Linked DNA regions of Homo sapiens: region 1 is linked to region 2. The links are chromatin contacts, found by Hi-C or POLR2A ChIA-PET in ENCODE. All regions are on one chromosome and are shown on one strand. The core of a region is the stretch at or near the end of the contact, and the rest is flanking DNA. Distances in the headings are between cores, read along the strand shown.

Region 1 (3,711 bases), core at 394-2,893, 180 kb before region 2:
GTAGCTGGGACTACCGGCATCCATCACCATGTTGGCCAGGCTGGTCTCGAGTTCCTGACCTCAGGTGATCCACCTTGCCTGGTCTCTTAATGCTCTTAGCCTGAATTTTATCATCTGTAAAAGGAGAAATAGGCTTAGATGATTTTAGAAAACTCTTCTACTTTGTATCTATGTTCTTGTTTTATGGATGTGAAAGTACTCTGAAAAGTTTGATTTCTACGCAGATGTGAGGTAGTTCTTTATTTCAGAAAGCAATAACAATGCGAGTGCCCACAGGGTGGATATGGGTTGTGAAATGGAAACTCCATCCCCTACTTCTTGCTTCCCTGTGGAGGGGTCTCTATTGGAGCCACATTCCTGGAGTCTCTCTGGCCTGACTCTCCCGGCAAGAAGAATGGTTCCCATCCGGTAATATTTTCTCCACCCAATATTTTACCTGAAATGTCACCAGGAAATATTAATCCCCATGGATCTCATGTCAGCTGCCCTCCTTTATATTTCAAGACCATGGTGGGAGGTAGAGCATGAAACCAGATCACCTTCTGGTGTGAAGATTTCAAGGGAGAAGTTGAGGTGGGAAGCCTCACCAGGTATTCTCTTTAGGACTTGCCTGAGAGTAGATTCTGGGCTGCTCAGACAGGGCAGCGCTCCTGTGACTGGTTGAATAGTCTGTCTACATTTGCTGTGACAGGAATGGGATAGGAAGTTCATGGAGGCTGCTCATTTGCACCGTGTCCCCCAATCCAGCTTTGATCTGCCATAAAGTTGACATTTAAGTGTTCGCCTGTTTCCTGCATCTTATTTTTTAGTTGCTTCCAAACTTGAGGAGAGAAAGAGAAAGGGTTATTTATTACACAGGCCCCAACCCTAGCAAGAGAAAAAAAAAAAATCACAGTCCACGTTATAAGTCTTCCTTGGGATTTTGTTCTTTTTTTCTTTTTTCGAGACAGGGTCTCACTCCGTCATCCACACTGGAGTGCAGCTATATGATCTGGGCTCACTGCAGCCTCCACCTCCCAGATTCAAGCGATTCTCCCACTTCAGCCTCCCGAGTATCTGGGATTACAGGTGCCCGCCACCATGCCCAGCTAATTTTTAGTATTTTTAGTACGGATGGGGTTTTGCAATGTTGGCCAGGTTGGTCTCGAACTCCTGACCTCAAGTGATCCACCTGCCTTGGCCTCCCAAAGTGCTGGGATTACAGGAGTGTGCCACCACACCCGGCTAATTTTTGTATTTTTAGTGGAGACAGGGTTTCACCATGTTGGCCAGGCTTGTCTCAAAGGAGATTTTTTTCTTTTTTCTAAATTCCTCCCTTACCCTTGCCTTCTCCACATCCAAATGAGTATCAGCCTCTGGGCACTCATTCCCAAAATGACCTAGTCCTTTCATTCCACTGTGACATCTTTCCAGAATGCTTTTCCTCTTCTCTATGAGGCAAAATTCTTGTCATTCTTAGAGTCATGGCTCAGAGTTCTCCCCCTCAGTGAGTCAATCCTTCTCAAGGAGCTCAGGCTGAGTTTGCAGCTTCCTTGTCTCAGTTTCTAGGACTCTATTCTATTATGCTATCACTAGTCCTAATGGGAGGCGACCTCATGCCCGTCTTACCCAATAGAGCAGACTAGGTTGAGTGCTGTACCTGGAAGTTCCTCTGGCCACATCTATGTCTTCTTAGAACTATTGTGTCTGGGGTTTCCTGGGTGGGGAAGGCAAATGAAACCTCAGCAATGACTGGTATGAATTCTCCTGCCAGGTGGGGGCCTTAAAGTAGAAATCAAATTGATTTCTAGGAAATGAAGAAAGTGATGTTTCTTGCATACTTGAGTTGGAGGGCTAGAGTATTATTCACTGCAAATAAATTCTGACCTTGTTTTTTCATGAAATGTTGCTCTCCTTCTCACTCTTCCACCCTAGAAATTTTGTCAAGGCTTGAATCAGTCCAGAATTTACTCTATTGTTCCCTTACCTGTTGCTTGGAATGTGACCGTTTGGGGAGTGTGTTTTGTTTTGTTTTGTTCTGAGACAGAGTCTTGCTCTGTTGCCCAGGCTGCAGTGCAGTTGTGCGATCTTGGCTCACTGCAACTCTGCTTCCTGGGTTCAAGCGATTTCCTGCTAATTTTGTTTTTTTTTATTTTTAGTAGAAAAAGCATTTCACCATATTGGCTAGGCTGGTCTTGGACTCCTGACCTCAAGTAAACTGGCTGGCCTTGGCCTCCCAAAGTGCTAGGATTACAGGCATGAGCCACCACACCTGGCCTGGGGAGTGTTTTACCATTCCTGAGACTAGATGGTGACAGGTTCTTACAACAGCCTGAGCAAAGCCTGACACAGAGGGGGAACCCCTTCAGTGGATGGGTCCTTCCTGCCACAGACTAAATGTAAATAAAGTCCTTCTGCTGTGTCTTCAGTGAGGATGGAGAACAGAGGGCTGCTCAAGGTCAAGTTGTATACTTGGAGGCTGGAGAAGAAGCCCCACACAGAGAAAGCCCAGGTGAGCTGAGCAGGACAGGAAGGATCCTCCGAGACCTGCAGATCATGCCACCAACCAGCACCAGGCCTACATCCAAGGAGCGCAGGGTATCCAGGAAGAACATCAGGCCGTACTCTCTCTCAGGCTAGACCAGTCACTTCTATTCCAAAGAAGACTTCTCAGGGCTGGAAGCATCCCCTCCCCTCTGTAGTCCCTCTCTTGTGCTTGCTGCCCTCCTTGACCTTGGTTCCCTTGGTTTCCAGTGAGCCAAGTGGAGGTGTACTCTCCCACCTCGTCATGTGCAGCCTGCCTGGGAACACAGTGTCTCCAAGGCTGACTGAGGAGAACAGAACTTGAGGAGAAAAACAGCAGCACAGAGAAGGAAAAACAGAGTGGGGCCTGGGGAGAAAGGAGAGCTCTCAGCTGGGGTTTCCCACAGAAGCAGAGTCTCAGACAAGAGCTTGCACACAGGTCATTAATTTTGGGAATTACCCCAGAACAGGAGTGAGGAACTGGAGAGAGTGACCCAAGGAAGGAGGGAGAGCCATTCCAATGTGTGCTGCCTTATCAAGCTCATCTCCAGGGAGGCCGCCTGGGCGTGGTCCACCTGTTTGCCCCTAAAGAGAACCAAAGAACGAGCTTCAAAATTGTTCGTCTGAGGGAAATAATAGAGGATGTTTATCCACCAGTTCTGGCCCCCTCGGGTCAAGGTTGCCCCATAGGATGTTAACTCCTTCTGTCTTCTAGGTTTGTCCACATGCAATCCAGAGTGTCCCAGGAGGGAAACCCCGGGGCAGGTGATACCTACAGGCAACTGCAACAATGACTGGAGGGTAAATGTGGACCAAGGTGTGAGCTGGGGCACCATACAAAAGAGAAGGGTGAGGAAGAAGCTGCAGCACAAAATGGAGATTAGAGGGAAAAACGAGGTTAGTGGAGCCATCATCATCTGCTTGCCCGATGCACACAGCAAGTCAATATGCCGAGACACCGGGTTGAAGCAGAGAAAGAGGTTTAACTGTAGTGTCACTGAATGAGGAGATGGGAGAAAACCTCATCTCCATCTCTCCAAGGAATTTGGGGTTAGGGTTCTTAAGGGTTTTGGAGTGGGCAGAAGTGCGGAGATCATTGATTGGTGGAAGACTGCAGGCTGAAGTCCTGGGACAGGGAGAGGAATAAGCTGTATTCTCACGGGGATCCCGTTCCTCTGTGGGGATCTTCAGACTGGGTGCTGGAATTGG
Region 2 (3,715 bases), core at 134-2,633:
ATTGCCCGTTGGCATCTCTGAGGCCCTCTCTGGCCTCCAAGAATTGGGATCTTGGGCAGATCGGGATCACCTCCCTATGCCCTTGCTCAACACAGCATGGATTAAATGAATGACCCTCCTTTTCCAAGGTGAGGGCAGGTTGGGGTTGGATTAGATTCTTTCCAGCTCCACATACTGTGATTTTTACCATCTCCTATTTATCAGACTCATTAAAGAAAGAAACCACTGGGCTTTGAAGACAAGTCCCAATGTAGGGAATGTCCTCTGTCTTTCTGCCCGTGGGTGGGCCCCTGAAGCATTCTCTGGCCTTAGTGTGTGAACTGTGAGCCTGATTGTAGGCGTAGGGTTGCCTTGGGAGTTTTCACAGAAGGTCAGCTGAGCATGCAAGAACACCGCCTCAGTCGTCCTCCTGGCAACAAAGCTTGCGGTGAAGGCTCTTTGATTGGGTCTTGCTTGTCCCCAGCTGGACTGTCACAGGGCACATGTGACACGGTGGCTGCGCCTCCACGTGTGAATTTGCAGGAGCCTCAGAGCCTGATGTTACATATCCGCCTGCTGGCTGTGGAAGTGGGCGTGTCTGTGCACATGGCTGGGTGTACCTGTCTCAGATCAGGGCAAAAGGTAGATGAGTGGCCCTGGGTTTTCTGGGCAGTGTGTCTCTGTGTAGACTGTTGGCAAAGACCTCAGTGAATGAGTGAATTTCAATTCAGCAAATAATTATTGTGAGCTTTGTGCTCTCCAAGAGCAACGACGCGGTGCGCCAGGCAGAGAGCCTGGGGAGTGTGCGTGTCTTACCTGTGTCTGCATCGTGTGTTCCCTCTGTGTGTCTCTGAGAATGCGTTCTTGGCACGCGTCCTGCGTTAACAAGGCGTTTGGTGTGTGCATGTCTGTGTGACAGTGCCTGGGTCCTGTTTGCGGCTGCTTGTTCGCATTCCAGCTTCCCTTGTGCCCGCAGTCAGGCTCTACACGTGCGCCAGCCTCCGAGCGCACGTCCCCGAGTGACCCGTGCGCGGTGTGCAGGGACCTCAGGGTCGTGTGCACTAAGGGCGCTCGTGCCCGTCTCTCTGCACTAAGGAACGCACCTCCACATGTCTGAGTGCACGTCCCTCTCCATGTGTGCACGTTCCGTGTTCACGCCGCCCATGTCTGTGCAGGGGCGCTTCACGCGCGCCCTCTCCGGCCCGCGGGCGGCCAGGGACCCGCGCTGGGCTCCACGCTTCCCGTGGGGCTGACCCCTCCCTCGCGCCCCGCAGCGGGCCGCAGCGATTGGCCGCCGGCCCCCTTCCAGCCGTCACCCCTCCCTCCCTCCGCCACCCGCGCGCCCGCGGTCCCCGCTGTCCCCCGCGGTTCCGGCGAGGCCGCGCCGCGCTGCGCTCCGCTCCCATTGGCTGCGCGCGCCTTTGTGTGGCGGCAGCTGCGGCCCCAGCGCCTTTGAATGTCGAGAGGGGCCGGGAAGGGAGCCTTTCCATGGGCCATCTGTCTCCCCGCCAGCCGCCGCCCCACCGCCGCCCGCGCCCCGCGCTCCGCCTCCCGCCCCGGCGGCTCCCGCAGCCCCGCCGCCGCCCGCGCCCGCGCCCCGGAGCCGCGCCACAAAGGGCCCGCGCGCAGCCGCCGCCGCCGCCGCCGCGCGAGGAGCCAGGATGGTCCTGGTCCACGTCGGCTATCTCGTGCTTCCAGTGTTTGGCTCTGTGCGAAACAGAGGTATCGCTTTTTCCTTTCGGGGTCTGCTTCGGAGCGTGGATCGCCGCAGGCACCGGGGCGGGGGCGGGCGCCGCGGGCGGCCGGGGGCTCAGGGCACACCCGCGAGGACGCAGGGCGAGCGGTGGCTTCCCCCCACCCCATTTTAGGGGGACCCCCGAGGGTGGGGGCGGCCGCCCTCGTGGGAGCTTTTGTAGTGAAGTTAGGGTTTGGCGAATTTGGGTCCCTTCCTCCCCAGCCCCATTTTTTATTTTTTGCGGCGGACGTGGTTCCCCCAAATCACAGCCCCTTCCCCTAATACCTAGCCCTGTATGATCGAAAGGAGAAAGATACATGACCGTGTGTGTGTGTGTGTGTGTGTGTGTGTGTGTGTGTGTGTGTGTGAGAGAGAGAGAGAGCGCGCGCGCGAGAGCATGCTTGGTTTTCTGTGGTTTGCTTTTTTTGAGGTATATGTGTGTTTTGTGTTATGTGTGTTTTGTATTCATTTTTTGTTCATTAGTACCGATGGCTGGCTAGCTGGGACCTGGGTCTCTGCCCTATCCCATGCCCCAGCCCCCACCCTCTCGTGGGCACTTGCACGATTTTCCATCCCATCCTTTTTTCGTCTTTAACCCTTTTTGTGCATCGCCCTTGTGCTATTGCCCTGCTCACCCCGCCCCCCGCAACTGTCTTTGTATGACAGTTGCATACACGGGTTCAAGATGCTTGGGCGCGTGTGTGTGTGTGTGTGTGTGTCTGTATGTGTGTGTGCATGTGTGCGAGTGTGCGCGCGCGCCTCGGAGAGTCAGACCTGCGCTGCTGTGCCCTCCTTGGGTCCGGCTGGAGCGGGGCGTCCGGCCCTTGGGTGTTGTGCTGTGTGTGAGGATGAGGTGGGAAGCTGCCCCCACGCCAGGCCTTTGCCCCGGGCAGCGGTTGACAAAGCAGCGGGCCGGCGCGGGCTTTGTTTTTAACTGTGATAAATGGGGTGTGTTTGCACGGTCCCCTTTCCCCACATCCCCTCTCCCTCACATTCTGCTACAACAATAGCTTGATTTTCCCCTCTTCTCCCCACCTCCACTCCACATTTCTTTCATTTTCTTTTAATAAAAAATTCCCACCTCCCAAGCAAATCCGAGATGCATTTAGATTCATTTTTTTTCTTTTTTGTATTCTGCCTCTGGACTCACATTTCTCGTCTTGGAAATGTTTCTTCTATCCTCTCCCACTCCACGTCTGCTTAAATCCCTGCTGGCTCAGGCCCTCCTCCCCCTCTCCCCACTCCCTCATACACAGAATGATGTCTTCCCTTGGCCGACCAGGGCTCCTCTACCAAGTCGGGGTGGGGGGTGGGGTCGCAGGGCCAGCGCTTTAGTGCGCCCCAGGGGCCCGATTGGGCAAGAAAAGGAAAGCCCAGCCCTATTTTATCCAGCCCAGCTGTCCCCAGCCCCGCGCCTCTCCCCAGAACCTAAAAGGCAAGCTTGGCCCCCTTAGGCCTGTTTGAACCGCAGTTTTTTGTGTGATGATAGAATGATGACATTCTGCATTTATCAAATCTTTTTTTTTCTTCATTGTGTAGCTCAGTGAATGGTCAACTCGCTGCTGTGTGCGCTGTGACCCTTCTGCCTCCGCATTTAGCTGTATTGTGACACCCTCTTAACCATTTCCTGTCTCCATCTGAGGAAGGCATTGCTATTTAAGCGGCAGTATCCCCTATCTCAGGCCAGCCTAGCCATGGGGGTGAGGGGGAGTGGGTGTGTGAGGAAGAAAGAGGGGGGCTGGATGCGATCTCCTTGAAATGCCACCCCCTCTCTCAATACACAATTATCTCTTATTACTTGGCATTTCCTCTTAAAACGGGTGTGGAACATTACACTAGGCAGAAATTCAAAAATGATTAAGAAGGATGTTGAGCCTGAAAGTATAATTATCCTGATTAAATCATTACCATCCTCATTAATACCACCAATCTCTAAATACCATTGCAGGATGCTGATTCCATGTTTTGAAATTCAAATTGCTCAGCTGCCTTTAAATTTTA

The links. A loop is a pair of places that touch in the nucleus more often than their neighbours do. ChIA-PET counts read pairs that join two places held with the same protein, here RNA polymerase II (POLR2A). Pooled maps may share reads with other maps.
Region 1: a pooled map shows a loop between it and region 2 (2.2-fold over the local background). The contact joins the enhancer-like site here to the promoter of ARK2C in region 2. A Hi-C loop is called at or near these places in 4 of 168 maps with a recorded cell type or tissue (PC-9, mammary epithelial cell, naive thymus-derived CD4-positive, alpha-beta T cell and 1 more), 7 of 37 single-sample maps with no recorded cell type and 9 of 50 pooled maps. POLR2A ChIA-PET finds 5 or more read pairs at or near these places in 2 of 52 experiments (OCI-LY7 and activated T-cell).

The regions. Positions count from the first base shown.
Region 1 is chr18:46,154,273-46,157,983 of GRCh38, forward strand. No RefSeq gene overlaps it. Among named protein-coding and RNA genes, the nearest start is that of ARK2N, 18 kb to the right of the region's middle. RefSeq lists a silencer at 1,613-1,819. Within about 2 kb of position 1,644, at least 6 of the 41 ENCODE cell types and tissues checked have a DNase peak (open chromatin) inside an H3K27ac peak, as active enhancers do; they include PC-9 and mammary epithelial cell, where a contact is called at or near this core.
Region 2 is chr18:46,332,635-46,336,349 of GRCh38, forward strand. It overlaps ARK2C (arkadia (RNF111) C-terminal like ring finger ubiquitin ligase 2C), which reads left to right and starts at 1,384. Exons shown (of 8, transcript NM_152470.3): 1 at 1,384-1,701. The coding sequence starts at 1,641. RefSeq lists enhancers at 215-826, 827-1,437.